Linked DNA regions of Mus musculus: region 1 is linked to region 2. Evidence: chromatin loops called from intact Hi-C (ENCODE). Cell type or tissue: left cerebral cortex. All regions are shown on one strand. Each heading gives the region's core, and the rest is flanking DNA. Links, peaks and the distances in the headings are about the cores only. Region 1 has its middle 52 kb from the start of Ppp3r1. Region 2 holds the start of Ppp3r1 (protein phosphatase 3, regulatory subunit B, alpha isoform (calcineurin B, type I)).

The links. Peaks named below come from ENCODE experiments on the same cell type or tissue, not always from the same donor. Only the 100,000 strongest peaks of a DNase experiment are listed, where the experiment ranks them.
Region 1: it touches region 2 in a loop (6-fold over the local background); 3 of 42 quality-filtered maps call a loop at or near these places.

What each region holds. Positions count from the first base shown.
Region 1 is chr11:17,101,459-17,114,056 of GRCm38, forward strand. No RefSeq gene overlaps it. Among named protein-coding and RNA genes, the nearest start is that of Ppp3r1, 52 kb to the right of the region's middle. In left cerebral cortex, for the core only: no CTCF peak of the experiment used is centred there; DNase peaks (open chromatin) are centred at 5,683, 6,135, 6,295 and 10,396; H3K27ac peaks cover 532 bases.
Region 2 is chr11:17,153,560-17,166,157 of GRCm38, forward strand. It overlaps Ppp3r1 (protein phosphatase 3, regulatory subunit B, alpha isoform (calcineurin B, type I)), which reads left to right and starts at 5,739. Exons shown (of 6, transcript NM_024459.2): 1 at 5,739-5,983. The coding sequence starts at 5,981. In left cerebral cortex, for the core only: a CTCF peak has its summit at 6,896; DNase peaks (open chromatin) are centred at 5,633, 6,513, 6,895, 7,741 and 1 more place; H3K4me3 peaks cover 3,299 bases; H3K27ac peaks cover 2,206 bases.

The sequences.
Region 1 (12,598 bases), core at 2,593-10,592, 52 kb before region 2:
ACAACACTCTTCTCAATGATACCTTGGTCAAGGAAGGAATAAAGAAAGAAATTAAGGACTTCTTAGAGTTCAATGAAAATGAAGCCACTTCATACCTAAACTTATGGGACACAATGAAAGCATTTCTAAGAGGAAAACTCATAGCTCTGAGTGCCTCCAAAAAGAAATTAGAGAGAGCATACAGCTTGACAACACACCTAAAAGCTCTAGAACAAAAGGAAGCAAATTCACCCAAGAGGAGTAGACGGCAGGAAATAATCAAACTCATGGGCGAAATCAACCAAGTGGAAACAAGAAGAACTATTCAGAGAATCAACCAATCGAGGAGCTGGTTCTTTGAGAAAATCAACAAGATAGACAAACCATTAGCCAGACTCACTAGAGGGCACAGGGAAAGCATTCTAATTAACAAAATCAGAAATGAAAAGGGAGACATAACAACAGATCCCGAAGAAATCCAAAACACCATCAGATCCTTCTACAAAAGGCTATACTCAACAAAACTGGAGAACCTGGATGAAATTGAGAAGTTTCTAGACAGATACCAGGTACCAAAGTTGAATCAAGATCAGGTTAATGATCTAAACAGCCCGATATCCCCCAAAGAAATAGAAGCAGTCATTAATAGTCTCCCAACCATAAAAAGCCCAGGAGCAGATGGGTTTAGTGCAGAGTTCTATCAGACCTTCAAAGAAGATCTAATCCCAGTTCTTCACAAACTATTCCACAAACTCGAAACAGAAGGTACTCTACCCAACTCATTCTATGAAGCCACAATTACTCGGATACCTAAACCACAAAAAGACCCCACAAAGATAGAGAACTTCAGACCAATATCCCTTATGAATATTGATGCAAAAATCCTCAATAAAGTTCTTGCTAACCGAATCCAAGAACACATCAAAACTATCATCCATCCTGACCAAGTAGGTTTCATCCCAGGGATGCAGGGATGGTTCAATATACGGAAATCCATCAACGTAATCCAGTATATACACAAACTCAAAGACAAAAACCACATGATCATCTCGTTAGATGCCGAGAAAGCATTTGACAAAATCCAACACCCATTCATGATAAAAGTCTTGGAAAGATCAGGAATTCAAGGCCCATACCTAAACATGATAAAAGCAATCTACAGCAAACCAGTAGCCAGCATCAAAGTAAATGGTGAGAAGCTTGAAGCAATCCCACTAAAATCAGGGACTAGACAAGGCTGTCCACTCTCTCCCTACCTATTCAACATTGTACTTGAAGTCCTAGCCAGAGCAATTAGACAACAAAAGGAGATCAAGGGGATACAAATTGGAAAGGAAGAAGTCAAATTATCACTTTTTGCAGATGATATGATAGTATATATAAGTGACCCTAAAAATTCCACCAGAGAACTCCTAAGCCTGATAAACAGCTTCAGTGAAGTAGCTGGATATAAAATTAACTCAAATAAGTCAATGGCCTTTCTCTACACAAAGGACAAACAGGCTGAAAAAGAAATTAGGGAAACAACACCTTTCTCAATAGCTACAAATAATATAAAATACCTAGGCGTGACTCTAACTAAGGAAGTGAAAGATCTCTATGACAAGAACTTCAAGTCTCTGAAGAAAGAAATTAAAGAAGATCTCAGAAGATGGAAAGATCTCCCATGCTCATGGATCGGCAGGATCAATATAGTAAAAATGGCTATCTTGCCAAAAGCAATCTACAGATTCAATGCAATCCCCATCAAAATTCCAACTCAATTCTTCAACGAATTAGAAAGGGCAATCGGCAGATTCATCTGGAATAACAAAAAAACCTAGGATAGCAAAAACTCTTCTCAAGGATAAAAGAACCTCTGGTGGAATCACCATGCCCGACCTAAAGATGTACTACAGAGCAACTGTGATAAAAACTGCATGGTACTGGTATAGTGACAGACAAGTAGACCAATGGAACAGAATTGAAGACCCAGAGATGAACCCACACACCTATGGTCACTTGATCTTTGACAAGGGAGCTAAAACCATCCAGTCGAAAAAAGACAGCATTTTCAACAAATGGTGCTGGCACAACTGGCTGTTATCATGTAGAAGATTTCGAATTGATTCAGTACTATCTCCTTGTACTAAAGTCAAATCTAAGTGGCTTAAGGATCTCCACATAAAACCAGAGACACTGAAACTTATAGAGGAGAAAGTAGGGAAAAGCCTCAAAGATATGGATACAGGGGAAAAATTCCTGAATAGAACAGCAATGGCTTGTGCTGTAAGATCGAGAATCGATAAATGGGACCTCATAAAATTGCAAAGCTTCTGCAAGGCAAAAGACACCGTCAATAAGACAAAAAGACCACCAACAGATTGGGAAAGGATCTTTACCTATCCCAAATCGGACAGAGGACTAATATCCAATATATATAAAGAACTCAAGAAGGTAGACTCCATAAAATCAAATAACCCCGTTAAAAAATGGGGCTCAGAACTGAACAAAGATATCTCACCCGAGGAATACCGAATGGCAGAGAAGCACCTGAAAAAATGTTCAACATCTATAATCATCAGGGAAATGCAAATCAAAACAACCCTGAGATTCCACCTCACACCAGTCAGAATGGCTAAGATGAAAAATTCAGGTGACAGCAGATGCTGGCGAGGATGTGGAGAAAGGGCAACACTCCTCCATTGTTGGTGGGATTGCAAGCTTGTACAACCACTCTGGAAATCAGTCTGGCGGTTCCTCAGAAAATTGGACATAGTACTACCGGAAGATCCAGCAATACCTCTTCTGGGCATATATCCAGAAGATGCCCCAACCGATAAGAAGGACACATGCTCCACTATGTTCATAGCAGCCTTATTTATAATAGCCAGAAGCTGGAAAGAACCCAGATGCCCCTCAACAGAGGAATGGATACAAAAAAAATGTGGTACATTTACACAATGGAGTACTACTCAGCTATTAAAAAGAATGAATTTATGAAATTCCTAGCCAAATGGATGGACCTGGAGGGCATCATCCTGAGTGAGGTAACCCAATCACAAAGGAACTCTCACAATATGTACTCACTGATAAGTGGATATTAGCCCAGAAACTTAGGATATCCAAGATATAAGATACAACTTGCCAAACGCATGAAATTCAAGAACGAAGACCAAAGTGTGGACACTTTACCCTTTCTCAGAAATGGGAACAAAACACCCATAGAAGGAGTTACAGAGACAAAATTTGGAGCTGTGACGAAAGGATGGACCATCTAGTGATTGCCATATGCAGGGATCCATCCCATAATCAGCTTCCAAATGCTGACACCATTGCCTACACTAGCAAGATTTTGCTGAAAGGACCCAGATATAGCTCTCTCTTGTGAGACTATGCCGGGGACTAGCAAACACAGAAGTGGATGATCACAGTCAGCTATTGGATGGGTCACACGGCCCCTAATGGAGGAGCTAGAGAAAGTACCCAAGGAGCTAAAGGGAACTGCAACCCTATAGGTGGAACAACAATATGAACTAAACCAGTACCCGGGAGCTCTTGTCTTTAGCTGCATATGTATCAAAAGATGGCCTAGTCGGCCATCAGTGCAAAGAGAGGCCCATTGGACTTGCAAACTTTATATGCCCCAGTACAGGGGAATGCCAGGGCCAAAAAGGGGGAGTGGGTGGGTAGGGGAGTGGGGGGGTGGGTATGGGGGACTTTTGGTATAGCATTGGAAATGTAAATGAGCTAAATACCTAACAAAAAATGGAAAAAAAAAAGAAAATAAAATGAAAGCATCACAATCCAAGAAATTTCTGAAAGTCAACACTCAAGTGTAGTCATACTAATTCAATTTTAATATATAACCATCTATATTACCTTACCCACATGTGCATGCTCTCTCTCTCTCTCTCACACACACACACACCTCATCTATTAAAGCAGAAGCCTAAATAATAAGCCATTAAAGATAAAGATTCTAGCTGAGCTCACTACATGTAAGTTAAAAGAAAATGTTAAAAATAAAGAAGAAAATAAAATTTTAGGGGTTATATAAGATCTAAAGAAAAATTCTGAGACTCTAACAGTTCTTACTCCCCCATTCTCATCTGTCCTCCCATGGCCTTAGCTCTCCCTTCTCGATCACCCAGCAGAGTGGATTCTTTATCAAGGAGGAAGACAGTGATGGCCTGTGGATTGCCGTGGTCCTCTGTCATCTAGACTCAAGGGACTGAAGGATGAGGATATTATGGAGATCACAGCTAAGAGGAAAAACAGAACATTTGGAGTCAGAGAAACACTCAACCCAAAACGTTAACTCAACTGGACTACCCTCACTGGAGCTGAGGACAAATAGATTTGTTATGCAGTGGACTGTGGTAAAAACTCACAACCTGTTCATAGTGCAGAGAGGAAAGGTAAACAGAGCTCAGCCACAACTGGGAAGCATGTATTATAATACATACCAGCCATCCCCAAGGCTCATTGTGGAAGTGCAGGCAAGGAGACTGTGAGAGGCAGAGGGCATGGCGAAGAGTGAGACAGTGTCCTCTGGACATGTCAGGACCACTGCACTCTCAGACTCATGGAAGGGGTGGTCACCTGTGGAAGGGGAGGCCACCTGAACAACATCAAAACAGTCGCCATTCTGTCCAGGAGGTAGGGAACGGGCTTATGAGGCCCCACCCCTAGCTGAAGTGATGCACTCTGGGGGAGGGAAAGTCAATTTTCTTTAAAGGTGTTGCCTCTGGTAGGTTGACCATGCTCCTCATCAGAACCCTACAACCAACAGCACAAATAAAACTTAATGGGTTATTTACACACACACACACACACACACACACACACACACACACACACGGGGAAAAAACACAAAGGACACAAAGTTGTGGGCAGGGAAGATTGAGTGCATCCAGGAGAGATTAAAGGAGGAGTAGAAGGTGAACAGGATCAAACTGCCTCATGTGAAAGGCCCTGAGAAATCTCAAATGATAAATCAATTTTGTAAGGCCGAAAACAATCTGGAAAATGCAGCCTTCAGAATTGAGGGGGTGAACCAAAGGTAAATTTTAGGATCGAGGAACTAAGGCATGCCCAAGCATATCCAAGTAGTCACTGTTACAGGAGCTCCCGGGCTTGCAGGGCTCTGCACCTGGTGGAGATGGTGGGATGGGTTGAAGGAAAATGAGCCCCGTAGGCCCACAGAAAGTGGCAGTGTTAGGAGATGTGGCCTTCCTTGTTAGAACAGGCATGACCTTGTTAGAGGAAGTGTGTCACTTTGAGGTTTCAAATGCTCAAGCCAGGCCCAGTGTCAGTTTCTTTGTCTGCTGCCTGCCCATCCAGATGTAAAACTCTAGGCACATCCTCCAGCACCACGGCCAATATGTTTCCTGTCATGATGATAGTGGACTAAACCTCTGAAACTGTAAACCAGCGCCAATTAAATATTTTCCTTATTAAGAGTTACTGTGGTCACGGTGTCTCCTCACAGTGATAGAAACCCTAACTAAGACAGACACCTGACATCATCTCTGTTTAACACTTTCTGAAAATCTTTTAGACTAAAACTGTCTCTCTGCCTTGCCTGGTGTGGTTCCTTTGCACTGAGTAAAACCTGGGAATCCTTTGGGATTTATCGCTCTTGGAAGGGAAATTGTTTAAACAGCCGGAAAAGCACCTGCTGCAGATAGCATGAGCATTTGGCAAGGTGGGTGGTGAAAATGAGACAGAGCAGAGGGGAGGGGGCTGAAAATTATCCCACATTCTCATTCTTTGTAGCTGGCGCCCCACGAGCTGCTCCTGAGCAATGCCTCTCCAATGAGTTGGAGGGAACTTGTACTTTTTCCTCCTTCAGGGAACGAGGGAAGACTGTCTTAAATCTGCTAAAAATACTTGAAGAACATCCAAAGAGAAGTTTGACAAGCGCGTCATTTTAATGGGGCCGAGGGCAGGGGTTGGGGGTGGAAGTGGGGATGAGCTTGGCCAAATAGCGACTGTTCTGATAAAACAATAATGCCATTGACCTGCGGAAGAACTCTTAGAGCCCTTGTAAACAGAGCTCGAAGCTTCGGTGAGGTTTTCTCCGACTCAGCTGATATCTATTTATTCTCAAGCCTGCAGAGAACAACCACTTCCAGGGATCCCTTGAGGGAACAAGCACTTTCTTCACTGTGTGCCACCTCCAGGAACAAATGTTCTTTGCTGTTTTTTTTTTTTTTCCCTTCAAATTACTTTGTATTCTTAAAGAAGCTTTCCCTAAATTGTCTGAATTGTATGGGATGCTTCTTTAAATGTAGATCCATAGTTGAATAAATGTCTTTGTGGGATGGTGGAGCATCTTTTGAATAACTGCCCAGGAGTGGTATAGCTGTGTCTTGAGGTAGAACTATTCCCAGTTTTCTGAGAAACTGCCAAATTGATTTCCAAAGTGGTTGTACAAGTTTGCACTCCCACCAGCAATGGAGGAGTGTTCCCCTCTTCATATCCCAACCAGCAATGTGCTATCTTTTGATCTTAGCCATTCTGATGAGTGTAAGATGGAACCTCAGAGTTGTTTTGATTTGCATTTCCCTATTGAGTAAGGACTTTGAACATTTCTTTAAGTGCTTCTCTGCTGTTCAAGATTTCTCTTGTTGAGAATTCTCTCTTTAGCTCTGAGCCTTATTTTTTAGTTGGGTTATGCTCTGTTGGTGTCTAACTTCTTGAGCTCTTTATAAACTTTGAACACTAGGTCTCTGTCAGATGTAGAGTTAATGAGCATCCTTTCCCAATCTGTAGGCTGCTGTTTTGTCCTATTGACACTGTCCTTTGCAGTTTCATGAGGTCCTATTTACCAATTTTTGATCTTAGAGCCTGAGCCATTGGTGTTCTGTTCAGGAAGTTTTCTCTTGGACCAATTTGTTCCAGGGTATTTCCCATTTTCTCTTCTATGAGATTTAGTGTATCCAGTTTTCCTTATGTTGAGGTCCTTGATCCACTTGGACATGGACATGAGTTTTGTGCAGGGTGATAAGTATGGATCCATTTGCATTCTTCTACATGCAGACATGCAGTTAGACCAGCACCATTTGTTGAAGATGCTTTCTTTCTTTCTTTTTTTTCATTGTACAGTTTTGGCTTCTTTATTAAAAATCAAATAGCACCAGTCCCTGACACTATTAATGATACTCTGTTATGCTTATAGACAGAAATGTAGCAGGGCTGTCCTGAGAAGCTCCACACAGCATATGACTCAGATGCACCCACAGCTAAAGAGCTGATGGAGCTTGGAGACTCTTATGGAAAAATAGAAGGAAGAATTGCAGGCCTTGAAGGAGATAGAAACTCTAACAGGGTCAACTAACCCTTGGGGCTCTCAGACACTGAGCCACCAACTGAAGAACATGCACAGGCTGGACCTAGGCCTCGCTGAACATATACAGCAGACGTGTAGCTTGGTCTTCAAGTAGGTCCCAAACAACTGGAGCAGAGGCTATTCCAAAAGTTGTTGCCTGTCTTTGAGATATGTTCTTCTAGCTGGGCTGCCTTGCCTGGCCTCAGTGGGAGAGGATGCACCTACCCTCTCAGAGATTTGATGTATCAGGGAGGGAGATACCCAGGGGGTCCACCTTCTCAGAGGAGGAGAGGGGAGATGGGGGAAGGATTGGGGAAGGGATGACCTAGAAAGGGTCAGTGAATGGGATGTAAAGTGAATAAGTAAAACAAATAAATATATTTTTTAGATGCAGATCCATGAGCTTCTCTTTGTTGATCTATTTAATCAGGTAGACTCCCAGAGAATAAATTCAAAGCACCTGCATTTTAATAAGCACATTTGATGATTCTTACCACATTGTAACTTAGAAAGAATTATCCTGGGATTTATTCACTATAGTCCTTTTATATGTGTGTTTATTTATTCAAGCAGCATTAGTGTGTCTAGTATTCTCAGGTAAAATATCATTGGAATGCAATAATAGGTAGCCAGATTGCTCATAAAAAAAATAGTGGTAAATGTGCTTAAAGTGTTTACAGTTGAAAATTCCCAGACCTATCTAACAACAGACTAATGAAATGTTTGAAAATTGAGGAAAGATTTGAATGTTATAGGTTAGAGACCTAAATACAAATTACCTTGGGTCATCTTAGTCCGTTAAATATCCATTGTTCTCCTTTGTGTGTAACTTCTTGATGTCTTTGCATAACATGAAATAATTTGGAATGCATTAACAGATGCCTGTCTTACACCAACACAAAGGAGAATATCATAGACTACAACAGAGGTTCCCCTGCCTTTCTATAATTTGCCAGTCTGGTGTTTCCACCAATGTATCTGAGATGTCATGATTTATTGTTTATTTTCAGTTACTACAAAATATCATGAAACTATTAACATATCACAACATGGAATTGGGGATACCTGAGGTTGTGTTCTTGGGTCATGGTCCCTCACATTTGTCTCTAGTTTAAACTATCTCTTGTCCCCTTGAATTTAAATTTTTGGGGGGGGGGGGTTGGTTAGTTGGTTGGTTGGTTGGCTGGTTGGTTGGTGCATCATCAGTTATGGCGCCCAAAACTGGAACCTCAAAGATGATCCACTTGTTACTGAAGAAGTCACATGTGTTGGTACTAGCATAGGCCCATTGTGCCCAAACCAGTTGTATCCTCAGGTAGCTTTTTGAGAGTTCTTCCTTGACACCAGCCCTCCCTTGGTTTGATCAAAGGTCTATTTATTAATTCTCAACTGATTGTTTAAGATCCTATTTGTTGTGGGTCTGGAGAGATTGCTCAGTAGTTAGGAGTACTTGCTGCTCTTCCAGAGGACCCAGTAACCATATGACAACTCACAATTACCTCTAATTCCAGTTTCAGATAATCAAACTTCTGGCCTCTCTGAGCACTGCATGCATGTGGTGCACAGACATACCCATTTGTGGTTCCACAAAATACCCATTATATGCATTTTTAAAAATCTTTTTAGAGATTCTATTTCTTGAATACCTTTATTTGGTTCAGTTCCAAGTGTATAGCTTAAGATATACTTTTATGTGTTTGCTTGTTTGCTTTGAAGGTATTTGTTTCCTGACCATTTAGTTTGTTAATCTTCTTGTACTCTCATTTTCCTCTGGTAACTCCTCCCATACTTGACTCAAGGAAAGTATTTCCCTTTTCAGAGAAAAACAAATTATTTGATACTTTAGTTGGGTTTATGCTTAATGAGCTTGTAATTCTACTAGTGTATGTTTTTAAAATGAGAAAAATCTAAATAGAGACTAGGTAGTTTTACATTTCCTTGAATGTAGAACATTTACTAACTATGAATTAGTCTAACTAGAAGTTCTAAGCAATAGAAAAAAATAAAGTCAGAAGTGACCAACCTCTTTCATTGGAATTTTAAAATATCTAAACAATATACAAATCATAATTTGCAAATTAATAAGAGTTCTAGAAGTTATATCTAATTGAGTAAAAGGATATATTGAAACTAATTAGAATTTTAATCATTCTTAGGGAAGTTCCATACCTTGTAATGTTGTCAATGGAAGCTGTAGGTCAAGGTTATAAATTTGATTTGACTTTGGATGGAGTCCACTGGCAGTGAGGTAGTTCTGTCTCTCCCTGTGGCTTCAGAGTAAACTGTGGACCCTGGGTATGGTCCAGCCCTGAACTATGATAAAGTCTATTGGTACTTAAGGATTTCCACATCTTGCAGCAGGTTCAGCAGAATAAATAATCCTAAAACTCATAAGAAAATGCAAATGGCCAATAGACAAAATAGTTCTGAATAGTAAAAATGCTGGAAGAGGCAACACCAATACTTCTTTCAAGTTATACTACAAAGCTATAGTGATAAAAAACAGACCCACGGATCAATAAAATTGATTTGAGGACTCATATATAACCCAATGCTCTTACAACCACCTGCCTTTTCACAAAGACTCACAAAATACACAATGAAGCAAAGACTACATCTTCAATGAATGCTGTTTGTCTCACTGTATAGAAGTTCATCAAATTGTATAGACTTTGGGTTCACTTACTAAGGTGAATGTGGGAGAGATTGGAGGAAGAAGGCCTCAAAGAATTAATAAAAAATTTTTTTTATCTTAAAACTCAACTATTGAAAGCAGCTAAGGGTGAAGGCGGGCTCTGGACCGTTCCTCTTCAACCTGTACCCATGCTCTTCTTTCAAACTGTTTCAGCCACTGCTGTACTCCAGCCACCACTGTGGCTGTCTATCAGACTGTTTCAGCACACCAGGAACCACAACCATTGTTCCCAGGCTGGTGGTCTTCTTATGGCCCAAGATGCATTTGGTATATGTAGATCCAAGAAAATAGGGTTTAAAGAAAAATAAACTCAGCTAACAAAGAGAAAAACAGAAGTGAACAAAAGAAAATGTACTTGGAAACAGCAAGCAGCTAGAGAGTGCCCTTGCCAAGTTGGATTTTCAAAGAAAGCCAGTATATGATGATTTTTTTGAAGCCTGATAAAATAATGCAGTTTGCCTTTTTTAGACATGAAGCACCACCGGATTCAAAAGAAACTTAAGCAAGCCCAGGCAAAACTGCAAGCACGGATGTTGGGTAACCCTCCTTCAACATCCTGAAAAATGAGTTTCTTTTGCTTTTATAAACTAGAAAAATTACCTTGACATAAAAATAAATAGGCTTCATGTTGAAATTATAAATTAGACAGTGTTCCCATATGCAAACAATCAAGCTGAATACATAATTGAAATTTGAACATGACAGAGAGGAAGATGAGAAATGAAGTTCAAATTTCAGTTAGATATCATAGAATAGCACTGTTACCTGACATGACATTTTATGTACTTTAAGGGTCTTACCAAAAACATACGCTTATTCCTTAATAATACTGTGTAGCTTCGGGATATATGAAGTTCAGAACTGGGGAATCAAGACAGGGGAAAAATAGAGTCTTAATCCAAAATTTCCTCACTAACTTTAGTGACCATGAATATGTACCTTGCTTATATGATAGCACTGTTACTGAATTCTGCAGGTTATGATGTATTAGACATTATCACTGCCTATGGTGATTTTGACAATGCCCTTCTTTTGTAGAAGAAACTTGTATGTCTTGTTCCACAAGTTTTTTGGGCTTCTAAATATAATTTCTCATTGCACATTCAGTGATCAAAATAGTTGACTTCCCACAAGAAAAGCATTAAATGCATTCCACTGACAGATTCCTCATCTAACTATGCAATTATGACATAGTTATGTTTGCAACTCATTTGCCACAGTGGAATATGGATGTATAAGTCATGTATAAGATGACAACTGAGTTTAAAGTGGTCCTTCCTTGTAAAGAATAGAGGCTTGTAATTCAACATCTCAAGGGTCCCACAGTGCTCATGATGTGGTTTTCCTGCATATTTGCTAAAGAAATCTTAGTGGGTCCTCCCACACCCCTCTAATACTGCCAGTGATCATTTAGTTCCAAATCAGATCCCCCAAAATGGCAGTGCTGGCAACAATTTCCTGAACAGAAGGACTCTGACTAAGTAAGCAGAGGGTTGGTATTGGGAAAATGGAAGGCTAAACTAAGCATTGCTCAGGTGGGTTTCTGTTTAGCAGGAAAACCACCACGTCACATATGCACCCTAATGGTCCACTACCTCAGGAAAGGGCATCCAGTTCCTGATTCATCCAAAGACTCCCATCCTACTGACTATCATATAAAACCTGCTTGCTTTACCAGCAAATCAGTGTCCCTCTTTTCTTGAGGCGGACCTGCAATTTGCTCCCCCAGTAAAATTTCCTTTTTAACCCATGGTGAGGAAAAGGATTTTAATTCAGTAGTTAACTATGCCCTCACTTAAAATTGTTAGGCTGTCTCGATAATCTGACCTTTTTGTTTCTGGCCAGGCAGAATGTGTGAACACAGGGTGGAATGAATCATCACTGTGCCATGATTTCATCAGAAATAACAGGTATCAACCAAAACCGTTAACTTTTCTTCTTTTATTGAATATTTTCTTTATTTACATTTCAAATGTTATGCCCTTTCCCGATTTCACCCCCTATCCCATCACTCCTCCCCCTGCTTCTATGAGGGTGCTCCTTTACCCGCCCACCCACTCCTGATTCCCTGCCCTGGCATTCCCCTACTCTGGGTCATCGGGCCTTCAAAGGACAAAGGGTCTATCCTTCCAGTGATGCCCCCACAATGCCATCCTCTGCTACATATGCAGCTGGAGCCATGGGTCACTCCATGTGTACTCTTTGACTGGTTGGTGGTTTAGTCCCTGGGAGCTCTAGGGGGTCTGTTTGGTTGATATTGTTGTTCTTTCTATGGGGTTGCAAACCCCTTCAGCTCCTTCAGTCCTTTCTCTAATGTCTCCATTGGGGACCTCATACTCAGTCCAATGGTTGGAGGGAGCATACACCTCTGTATTTGTTGGACTCTGGCACAGTCTCTCAGGAGACAGCTATATCAAGCGTTTATTAGCAAGCACTTTTTGGCATCTGCAATAGTGTCTGGGTTTCATGTCTGTATATGGGATGGATCCCCGGGTAGGGCAGTCTCTGAATGACCTCACCTTCAGTCTCTGCTCCACAATTACTTTCCATATTTCCTCCTGAGAGTATTTTGTTCCCCCTTCTAAGAAGGACTGAAGCATCCACACTTT
Region 2 (12,598 bases), core at 2,828-10,827:
CTTTTTGAGCACAGGACTTGGCTCCATTCCACTTCCTGGTGCTTCTTTTCACCTCCCACTATGCATTTTGTATTTTTTCCTTGCTCAGCTTGCTCCTTTTCATTACAGCTTTTCATAAGAGTGACCAAACCACATGATAGAGTCAGTACTAGGCTGTCTCGAAATCTCTTCTGTGAAAGCCTTTTAGGACACTTACTAATATTCTTCTCCTTTGAACTCTGTTGAGGTAGGATGTCACAATCTACATTGTGCTCCGAAACACTATCTTCCATGCTTCTATGACTCATTAAGCCTTCTTAAATCATTCAATTGCTTTATTAGTCCAAAATCCTAAAGTGCATATTGTGCCGACAAGCATCATCATAAAGCCTATTACAGCAATACCCGACTCCTGGTACTAACTTCTCTCTCTAAGTCAGTGACTTATTGTGGTGAGGAGACACTATGACTATGGGAAGAGACACTATGACTATGGGAACTCTTATGAAGGAAAGCAGTTAATTGGGCTTCTTAGAGTTTCAGAGGTTTTGTCTATTAGCAGCATGGCAAGAAGCATGTCAGTACACAAGCAGAAGTGGTACCAGAGAAGTAGCTGAGAGTCTATACCCGGAACCACAGACAGCAGAAAGAGAGAGTTGGCTTGGGCTTCTGAAACTTCCAAGTCCACACTTCCTCCAACAAGGCCACACCTACTCTAACAAGTACTGCTGCACCCTGAGCATTCTAACCTATCAACCTGTGGGTGCCATTCTTATTCAAGCCTTCATCAGAAGAGGGAGTTGGAGAGGAGGAAGAGAGCCGTGCCTTTTGAGTTAGGAATGGAGATCAGCAAGCAGTCATAAGGCAAAAGGAGGGTAGCTTCACAGAAAGAAAGTGCCCAAATGCAAGACAAAGCAAGTGTAGGCTTTGGCCAGTTTCTGAAATTCAGAGGTAGAAAAGAACAACAAGGAAGGTATCCTTTTCTGAATGAGTTCCTAGAAAATGGATGGCTTAGAGCTGCATGGAGGCAGCTTCAGAAGGGGTTCTTTGAGGGTAGGGTTCCTGGGAGGGAGAAGTTCATGATCTCATTTACAAAGTAATTTATTTCAACCTCTTCAGCATGGTGTTAAGTGAACCGGTTTTCTTGAGGGATAGCCTCTTGGCCAGGTTTGACTGGCCCAGATAAATGAACTGTTAAGTGAGGCGATAACAGTATGAAACCGCTCTAATCTTTAGAGTGCATCAGAATGTCTTGTCTCTAGTCAAAGCCTGAGGTATTCTTTTGGTCAGGTCTCAAGGAGTGACAAATCTGATGTTTATCTTTCTAGTGTTACCAGAGAACTAGCCCGGGGACTCAAAGCTTCAAATACCTTCTCCTGTAGCTGCCCCGACACTGGACACAATCCAAAATCATGAGGAACCAGACCGTGGACTTGGAGCCCACCAATACTTCTGATATCTCTGGCCTCTGGGTAGGACAGAGCCAAAGACATTTCTGAATTCCAATGTAGAAGAAAATTGTTAATTTTGGGGTCCTCTTACTTTAAACAATCTACCCCATTTCTATTTCCTGTCCTTGCGATTAACACATTTACAAGTGTGTCATGCTCCTTAAAGTTTCTGAAGCAGACAGCTTCCCAAGGATCATTTTCATGTCCAAGTAATTGGTTAACCTATTTTAATTAACTCTTAAAGAAGAAGATAATAGCTTGTTTTTGTTCAGTACAAGCAAACTTTTGCAAGATAGTAATCCCATGACTGTTCAGACATCATGTCTCCACTCAGGATCAGAGGTCAACTCAGTTCCTATTCTTTTTACAACAACAACAATGATAATAATAATAATAATAAATTTAAAAATCATGTAACAGAGTAGACTGAAAAGAACTAAAAAATAAAAACCACAAATCTATTAAATACCTGTGCTTTACCAGGAACAATCTTCCTTTAGTGAACCTTAGCAAAATCCCGCACCTCCATTTCCCTTGTCATGTGGTATTTTACATACTAAGCAGGGGCAATTATAATACATTCATTTTCCTGAAATTAGTGTTAACAGAGCGACTACAGGTGAGACCCAAGTTGATTTTGACAAAGAATACTTCCTTGAGTACCCTCAAACCTACTAATGTCTGGATGCTATGCATAATTGTCTTAGTCAGAGTTTCTATTCCTGCAAAAACATCATGACCAAGAAGCAGTTGGGGAGGAAAAGGTTTATTCAGCTTACACTTCCATACTGCTGTTCATCACCAAGGAAGTTAGGACTGGAATTCAAGCAGGTCAGGAAGCAGGAGCTGATGCAGAGGCCATGGAGGGATGTTTCTTGCTGGTTTGCCTCCCCTGGCTTGCTCAGCCTGCTCTCTTATAGAACTCAAGACTACCAGCCCAGAGATGGTCCCACCCACAAGGGGCCTCTCCCCCTTGATCACTAATTGAAAAAATGCCTTACAGTTGTATCTCATGGAGGCATTTCACCAACTGAAGCTCCTTTCTCTGTCATAACTCCAGCTTGTGTCAAGTTGACACAAAACCAGCCAGCACAATTGACCCCTTGTCAACTTGACACACAAACACATCACTAGTAAGCCTCAACCCTTACCTTCTTACTCATCCCCAAGATCTAAATAACTTTAAAAGTTCCACAGTCTTTTCATATTAAAAGTTCAATCCTTTTAAAATATCCAGTATCTTTTAAAATTCAAAGTACTTTAAAATTCAAAGTCTCTTAACTGTGGGCTTCACTAAAAAACTCCCCTTTAAGAGGGAAAATATCATGGCACAGTCACAATCAAAAGCAAAATTCAATCTCCAACCATCCAATGTCTGGGATCCAACTCACGATCTTCTGGGCTCCTCCAAGGGCTTGGGTAACTTCTCCAGCCATGCCCTTTGTAGCACACAATTTGTGTTCTAGGCTCCAGCTGCCTGTACTCCACTGCTGCTGCTGTTCTTGGTAGTCATCTCATGGTACTGGCATCTCCAAAATGCTGCTGTCTTCCACTGTAACTTGGCTTCAACAATAGCCTCTCATAGACTCTCTTCATGGTGCCAAGCCTCAACTCCTTTTCATGACCCCTTCAGTCCTGGGCCATCAATTGCAACTGAGGCTGCACCTTCACCAATGGCCTTCCATGGCCTCTCACAGTGCTGAGCCTCAGCTGCTCTGCATGACCTCTTCATGCCTTCAAAACCACTACCACCTGGGTAATTCTTACATATTACTAAGTCCAGCCACAGCACAAGGTACAACCATGGCTATCTCTGGAACACAGCCTCTGTGCTCTCAGAAAACACTTCCCAGAAGATGTCACCTCAATGGCCCTGATAAGAGTCTTTAATCTTCCCTCCAAAATTTCACAAGCCAGGCCTCCATCTTCTGCATTGTTCTCAACATTATCTTCCAAGCTCCTACACAACATTCGACAGAGCTCATAACACCGAACAGATCTTCTGGCCCAAAATTCCAAAGTCCTTCCACAGTCCTCCCCCAAAACATGGTCAGGTTGTCACAGGAATACCCCACTCCTGGTACCAATTTGTCTTAGTCAGTTTCTATTCCTTCACAAATATCATGACCAAGAAGCAAGTTGGGGAGAAAAGGGTTTATTCAGCTTACACTTCCATACTGCTGTTCATCACCAAGGAAGTCAGGACTGGAACTCAAGCAGGTCAGGAAGCAGGAGCTGATGCAGAGGCCATGGAGGGATGTTCTTTACTGGTTTGCCACCCTTGGCTTGCTCAGCCTGCTCTCTTATAGAACTCAAGACTACCAGGCCAGAGATGGTCCTACCCACAAGGGGCCCTTCCCCCTTGATCACTAATTGAGAAAATGCCCCACAGCTAGATCTCATGGAAGCACTTCCCCAACTGAAACTCCTTTCTCTGTGATAACTCCAGCTTGTGTTAAGTTGACACAGAAAACCAGCCAGTACAATCATTAACATACTGTGCCAGAAATAGAGACAAACACATTTGTGTCTTTCCACAAGGTCTTCATTTATTGAAAAAAATTCATCAGACTTTGTGGTTTCAATGGCAGTTATCTGCCAAATATTGCTGAGGCAAACACTCAGGCTTATCTTGTAATCATATCATCTACTCTCAGATCATGCAATAAATATATCTGTATAAACATCAATTACAGAACAGCTGCAAAAAGCAAGAGGACACAACAGAGTTCACAAGGTTTTATTGGTATGATAGACATGTAGGTTTTTTTGTTTGTTTGTTGAGACAGGGTTTCTCTGTGTAACAGAGTCCTTGCTGTCCTGGACTCACTTTGAATACCAGGCTGGCCTTGAACTCACAGAGATCTGCCTGCTTCTCTCTTACAAGTACTGGGATTAAAGGCATGCAACCCCACTGCCTGGCCATCAGAAATGTAGTTTGTTTTGATACTAAATAAACACCTTGGCTTTAGGAAAGATGCTGGAGCAGGCTGTTGGGAGTGTCAATGGTTTAAATGGGAAGCTATAGAGTTGAGTTCAGCTGTAGAGGCCTAAGAGCCAAATGTAGGTCCAGATGAAGGGATGGATGGATGGTACAGCTGGAGGAATAGAAAGATGGACAGTTGACCAAACCTTGTCAACAGTGAGGACTTAACTGAGTTCAAGCCTCAGGGGCAGTCAAGTGTTCTTTGCCTATCAGGATGGTCGGATGATAGATTGGTAGGGGTTGTTGCCATCACAGTGCTAGATGTCTATCTCTTTATGGAGTCCAGGTGAGGACGTTGCACCCTTTTCTTGGTATGATGTGCCTACCACGTTCTTGTGCCTGGTTTCCCAAACAATTGTAACAAACCTATGCGCTGTTACAGTTTACCCTGATAAATTCATAGGGTGCCACCCTTTCAACGCCAAGCTATAAGGCATTTTCAGTCTGTGAGTGGAACTGGATACATGGTAAGTAGCATTCGTGTCCCCTCCGGTGCAGGCATCCCCCATCCTCAAAGTGGAGTCAAAGCTCGTCTCTCAAAAGCTAAAAAATAATCTACACTTACAGAAGATGAAACAGGTAGAGCAGGACATACCCTGACCTTTATTTTCTATCTATTCAAAACCTGACTAAAATAAATAACATAAATACGTTATCTTTATCACATCTCTCCTACCAACTTATCTTTTCCTCTTAAATATAACTTCTTTCCATGGACTTTATTACCTACTGTAGTTTCACTTCTATAGTAAGGCAACTGCCACCATTACGGACATACCCTTACTACATGGACAACAGGGCAGTCTGTCTCGTAGTATTTCTCTTAAAGGCTTCTTTCTGCACCAGCTGCAGGGCAACCTAGAGGTAGTGTCTGTTGGAGTGGGAAGCAATCCCCCACTCTTGTCAGTGGCTCCCAGGACCTAAGCTGCAGCTAGCTTTGCTTCTCCTATTTTTCCAACTGCGCGCTTGACTCCACAGTGTAGACTTGCCCGTGCCTCGCCATAGTGACATGGTGTCACCCCCCAAGAGCGACACAGCCCTGTGGCAGGTCCTGTCATTCTCCCCATTTTCTCCTCCCAGGAGTCTTCCTCCTGCCGGCCTTCCTTCGGTCACATGACAGGAAGCGCGGCTCTCCCAACGTCAAGACGTCTGCCCCCCCATCTCCATGTCCCCCGGCGCACGGTACGCAAAAAGCGCTGGCGGAGCGCTAGCGGGGCTCTGCGAGCAATCCGGTTGGAGAGCGTGTGCACGGCAGGGCGCGGGTTCCCGGATGTCAGCCTCCCGCAGGCTCCGCCCCGCCCCGCCCCGCGCTCGCTCCGCCCTCTGCGCGCCCTGTTCCGTGCCTTGAGGTTGCGGTCAGCGCGAGCCGCTGCAACGAGTCGGGGCCGCCTGTGAGCGTGAGGCTGCAACCCTCTCCTCCCGCCGACGCATCTCCAACCGGGACTCCGCCCGCCTCGCTCCGGGCCCAGGCCCCGTTGCACCCCGCCCGGCGCCGGACAGCAAAGCCGCCGTCGCCGCGTCCCGAGGATCCTACAGCCGCCGCCAGCGCCGCCCGCCGAGCAAGATGGTGAGACCTCGGTTCCCCGGTCGCGCGAGGGAGGGCCCGGGGCGTCCTCTCGGATAGAAAATTCCAGAGGCCTGGAGGGTGCAGGTGCTGGGTTTCAAGTCCTCGGCTACTTGCGCGGCCCCCGGCTCTGCGCGCTCCCGGGCCGCTGCAAGGCCCTTGCAAGCCCCCCAGCCCCTGCGCGCCTCCTCCGGGCCTCCGCGCGCCCCCCGGCCCCCTGCAAACGCCGGACGTCTCCGCGCTCCCCGAGATTCGCCGCCCCCGCCCTCCGCACGACCCTGGGCCTCCGGGCGCCCACAGAGCCGCCGCCCCCGGGCTCCTAAGCCCGTGGGCCTCCGCGCAACCCCGGCCCCGTCGCCTGTCTGGCTCGTTCGGCCTTTTCTGAACCCCGGTCCCGGGGGGCTGCGCCCTCGCTACCCTCCTCCACGTGAAACCCACTTTCCGCCCCCAGATGGGTTTCCAGGTTGGGTTTTCTGAAATCCGGTGGAAATGATAGTGTGCGGCAAATGGCGCTTTATGTAAGACCCACTTCTCCAGAGTTGTGCTTCCTCCCACTCACTCCGCATTTTCCAGCAGCGAGCCTTGGCAGGGATCCTTCCACTTTCTTGCCTTCTTCGCTCGTTTTCGCATTTATCTCTCTGCTGTTTGCAACCGTAGGGGATTTTTTTTTTTCCCGAGGCCGCTTTTCTCTGCGTTGGTGAACATGAAAGGGCCAGCGTGTATATTAGCTAAGACACCGGGCCTAGAGAAATGCTCATATTGGTTTGTTAATATTTTCTTAGTATTTTTATTTCTGTTTTTCCGGTGCTTGTGGTAGTTGTTTTTGAACGATGGCGATTTAAATTTTCCCTTCCTTACTTTCCTATTAATCCGTAGGTGGAATTCACCATGTAGTATTTCTGGCTGACGCTAGGGGTGTGCCTCCTGCCTGTCACCATAGCCAAGAAATCTATGACGCCTTTAGCTTGTTACCTTACTGGTTCTGTAGCTTCACTGGGCCTCCGTTTCGTCTTTGCAATCAAGAATTGTGTTCACAGACAAACATAGCTGCACTGCGAGTTATATGTCATTTAGTTAAACAGGATACGGGATTGTGACACTTACTGTAAACATCTTTTCAGTACATATCAAAGAATTTCAGGCGGATTTGTGATACTTAGACTCTTTAATTGTACAATACCCCCTCGCATGTAAGATTTAAGTGCTTCAAATGTGCATTGTTTACTGCAGTTGAAAACCGATTAGGTGGTGGTGGTCAGAGAAACTGAGGTTAAATATTCGAGTAAGTCAGCTTTTATTTGAAATATCGGGTTTACTGGCATCGTTAAGACCCACTAGAGGGGCAGCTTTATTAAAGTGGTTCATGATTTTGGAATGTAGAGGATTTTTTTTTTCCTTTATTTAGGAAGCTGTTCAGATGATTTGGCTCCTTGAAGGTTATAAAACTTAGCCTTTTCTACACCATTGAAGAGCATTTAAAAAGATCGTGTCTGTTCACAATAGAGTTGTAATACTTTGAAGTTAGGAATGGCACTTAATATTTTTTTGTTTGTTTTGAGGCTGTTTTTCTCTGGAGCTCATTGGCTGGCCTGCTTCAGTTTCAGCTCTTGCGATGTATACCATCCCCTTATATCAGAGTAACTGATGAAGAGGCCAAGTTCAAAATAGACCTCTCTTCCATCCTCAAGCTTATACTTCAGATGGGTACCTCAGGGCAGTTAAGAAGTTTATTCTTGTATCATCTACAAACCTGCCAAACTGGGATATTTTGTAGCAACACAGTAACCGAAGCTACGAAATGTAACGGAATTTGGGAGCTGACAGCTTTGGGCCTTAATGGAACTTTGTACGTGTTTATTTGAAGATCGGGGTCTATTGCAGTGATTTTTTTTTTTTGAAAAAAAATTAATTTTAACTATGTATATATGGGGGAAGGGTGTGTGGACAAGAGTGCAGGTGCTTTAGGAGACCAGAAGAGAGCTTAGATTCCCTGGATTCTGAGTTACATGTAGTTTTGGATTTCACATAGGTGCCAGGAACCAAACCTAGTTTCTGTAAGTGTGGTGTGCGCTCGCTTGCGCTCGCTCTCTCTTGCTCTCTCTAGCTCTCGCTCTTGCGCTCTCTCTCTCTCTCTCTCTCTCTCTCTCTCTCTCTCCTTATTCTAATTTGTACTGATGGTACTAAAAATTAGGCATCTGTGTTGCATGTTCTTTCCCAAGGCTGTTCCCTCAGACCATTGACTTTTTTTGTTGTTGTTTATTGAGACATGGTTTCTCTGTGTAGCACTGACTGTCCTGGGCCAGGTTGGCTTTGAACTTACATACATCTGCTTGCCCTTGCCTTATGAGTGCTGGGACTAAAGGGGCATGCACCACCACCATTGGACAGCCCACTGACCCTTAAATTCCTTATCTTTTTGTGACTATTTCCTAGTCAGTCCCAATATTTTAAGATTCATTTTATAATATCTGATGGGTCATTATTATTTTCTTGGGTTTTGTGTGTGTGTGTGTGTGTTTGGTTTTGTTTTTTTCTCTGGCTTCCTTTAAAACTTTCCCAGTTCACATTTGCCATTCTCCGTCTTTCCAATTCTGCCCTGACATAGGGACAGTCTTGGTGTGATCCATACCATATTGGTTTGGAAGTATCAAGACCATGTGAATAACTTGGTTTAGCCATATGGAACATTGATTAACTGAAAATATGTTGGGCTTCATGGTGATCTGGGTAATTTTCCAAGCTAAGCCTGCATTTCTGGAAAAATTCATTACCTTAAGAATAGCTAATTCTTAGTAGATACCACAGAATTGTTAGATTTTCATAATGGATTTTGTAGTTTTAATTTATTTTCTGATTAATTTAAATGGTATTAAATCTCTTATGGAGTTGTCTGTATTCATGCACACTTGGATGTATGTGTCTGCTTGTGCATGTGTCTGCATGTGCATATGTCTGCATGTATGCTCATTCACAGCCTTGTAGAGGTCAGAGGTGGGTGTTGGGTGCCTTCCTCAGGCGCTCAACACCTTGTTTTGTTTTTGAGGCAGGCTCCCTCACTGAACCTGTTTGATCTATGCCGTCCAGTGAACTCTAGGACCCTCCTGCCTCTGCATCCCAGCACTGACACTACAGGTGTGCTCTGCTCCATCTGGCTTTTTACATGAATTTGGGGGAGATCAGAACTTGGGCCCCAATGTTTGTGTGCCAAGCAGTTTATCAGCTGAGACTGCCCTGTAAAGGCTGATTCTGACAAGTGTTTTATTTGCTGCTTTAAAAACAGTTAATTTGAGTCTGGTATAGTGGCGGACATCTCTAACCCCAGTACTTGGGAGACAGAGGCAGGTGGATCTTAAGTAGTTCAAGGCCAGCCTGGTCTACCTAGCATGCTCCAGTTGGGCTATAGTTAACTCCATTTGCTTCATGAGTCAGTTTATCCTGCCTTCACTCTATTTTAAAACAGTTGAGCATTAAGAATTATGATTAGGTATATTATAAGATCTGTGAGTGCAGAACACCTAGGAATTTTTCCGCAGTCAGGTTGTTTGTATCTTAGTTGCATTAGATAGTATGGATTTGGGCTGTTGAGACATCCTGGCAGGTAAAGGTGCCTTTCTCCCCAAGTTTGATGACCTGAGTTTGATCTCACGTTCACATGGTGTGAGAGAATGGATATCTGAAATTCGTCTTTGGACTGCCATGAGACCTTCACTCCACCACACACACAAATAAACAAAAATCGGTACCGTGGATTTTCTTGTGTGTATCTATATGAACATTTCCGTAAGTCTTAAGACCATTTTAAATTTCAAAGCAATTTTAGTCATTTTTAGCTTTTTTTTTAATTAAAGTTTCCATTTTCATGAACTGTGCATCAAATTAATTTTATTGCCAGCAGAGCTAAGATTTATACATATTTGGAGGAAGCAGTTTTTTCCGCTCATTTTTTTTCCAATTGTGGATGAGAAACTTAAAATGGATCAGGTATGAGATACAGAAGCCAGCTAAGAATCCGTTGACCGTGAGAGAGATGGGCAGTATGAGGACTAAGTCGGGTTGGGACTTACTCCTTCGGGAGAGCTAAGCAAGACTGATTGTGGACTTTAGTCTGGGTAAAGCAATGGGGATTCATTCGTACCAATGAATACCTGTAGACTCAGTCTGTTGGTCACTGCTAAGTGTTCTCTTTGCTGCAGAGAATATTAAAATCGGTTTTCTTGTCTTGGACAGTCAGTGGTTATGAAAGAGGATGTCGTGAATGCTATAGACCAAAGTTTGACAGAAATGGAGCAAAGAACACCATGACTTGGAAAGTAGATAACGCTTCGCAAATAGAGTTGTGCTAGGTCTAAAAAGATTATCAGGGCTGCAGAAGAGAGGTGAGGGCATCCCAGCAATGTTTCATAGCCTGAAGGTAGGAAGAGTGGGTGTATTTAGAGTACTGATTCCCAAATGTGGCTCTGAAATCAGCAGGGTCCCTAGTTTGGCAGTTTGCTGTGTCCTACGCTACACAGCCTGCAGTGAGCCAAGCCATTCAGTGCTGGTTAGGCTGTTACTTATCTAAATTGTAGTTGGGTCTGATAATCTACTTAGCATTAACAATGTGAACATTGAAGACCTGATTATGATCTCTAAGCAGAGTCAAGGTGAGTAAACAAGGCTGTGATTATGGCCTGCTGTGCCTGCTTTAGCAAACTAAATGTGGGGTGCTTGTAAGAGCAGGTGGGGGTGAGGGCAAGTTTAATTCAGATTGGGGTGGGAGGAGTCACAGCCTCCTGGAAGACTAGGAGCTGTCTTCAGAGGATGAGTGGGCATTCACAGTCATGGAGGCATGAACCTAGAAAACTGTTCAGGGCCCGGAAGTGCAGGCCTAACATGGTTTTCTCGGGATTTTTTAATTTTATAGGAGTATGTTCAGTGCATGCCATACTTTTATTAACCATATGTTAAATCTTAAGTACTTCTGTTAATGATTGTTTGTTTCACACCAGTAGTGTTCAAGAAGTTAAACTAGACATTTACTTTATTATAAAATAGACTTGTGGTAAATGGTTTTTGCTTGGATGTAGGCAGGCTAGGTTGGATCACGGTGTTCACTAGATTAGATTGTTAAATGTATTAATATTTATTATACTTTCAACTTATGTACGGTGGGGTTTATCAGTCAGTTAACTCCATTGTTTTAAGCATTAGCGTCCTTTTTAAGCAGTAGAATGACATTTATTTTTAAGAGAGACTACTTTGTAGTTTGGTTGTTTTAATAAGAGGTAAATGTAGACGTGGGAATTAACTCAGAAGTAATTATATTAAAAGTGAAGCAGCCACTTTTCAAGTCAACCTGGAGGCCCTCAGAAGAGTTAAAAGTAGCAATGCCCAGTGAGGAATGGTGTGTGCTGCCTGAGTTCTGTTGTCCTCTGACCTGCACGTGTGCGTGATAGCATGCATGTACACAGGCACACACATTACATTAAAAAACAGAATTATGTGATATACACTCAAGAGTGTACACATAGCAGAATCTAAGACAGCGTGCTGTAAAGATTTTTACGTATGTTTGTTGCAGCGTTTTCATCAGCAGTTGGATGAGTAATGAAAGTGTGGTGTGTATATTTCATATATACACAATGATGTGTTATTCACCAGTAAAGGAGAATAGAATCATTATTTCTAGGATGGTGGATAGCATTGGAGCTTGTCATGTTATACTAAGAGCTAGTGTAGACAAGAAGTATCTTTCATAGGTAGAACAAAGATTTAAATTACTGGTTCTCAGCCTTCCTCCTGCAACCCTTTAATTTGTGATAACCCAGCCATAAAACGCTACTTTATGACTATAATTTTGGTACTGTTAGGAATCATAGTGTAACTATCTGATATGCAGGATATCTAATATTTGACCCCTGGGGAAGGATCATGTGACCCCTAAGAGGTCACGACCTGCAGGTTGAGAAACACTGGTTTAAATGACTGCTCGCATGCCTGTGTGTGTGTGTGTGTGTGTGTGTGTGTGTGTGTGTGTGTGCCGTGAAAGTAGAGGAGACAGTTTGGGAGGGGAAGGGATCAGCAAGAGGATGAAGAGAATGGGCTAAGATGAGAGAAACACATGAGCAAGTATTACAAGATTTTTCATGCAGTCAAAGTAAGTAATACATATACAGTGACATAAAAGTAATTGCAGTAATTCATTTGAGAAGTGCCTTGGTTAGGGCCAGCACAGTTGTGATGGAACATCATGACACTAACTTGGGGAAAGGTTTTATTTTGATTATACTTCTACTTCACTTGTTCAGGGAAGTCAGGACAGGAACTCAGCAGAAACCTGGGGGCAACAGCGACGACAGAGGCCATGGTGTCCTGATGCTTACCAGCTTGCTCCTCAATGGCTTGCTATAGCACCCAGGACCCTCTGCCCAGAAGCGGCAGTGCTCAAAATGGGCTGTGCCCTCCCACATCTAAATGGCCTACAGTCTTGCTCGCCTATAGCCCCATCTTATGGAGACATTTTTCTCATTGTAGCTTCCCACCTCAGATGACTCCAGCTTGTGTCCAGATTGTCATAAAACTAGCCAGCATAGGTTAGGACCTGCACTTCCAGTGCAGGTGGAGAAGGAGAGCTAGATG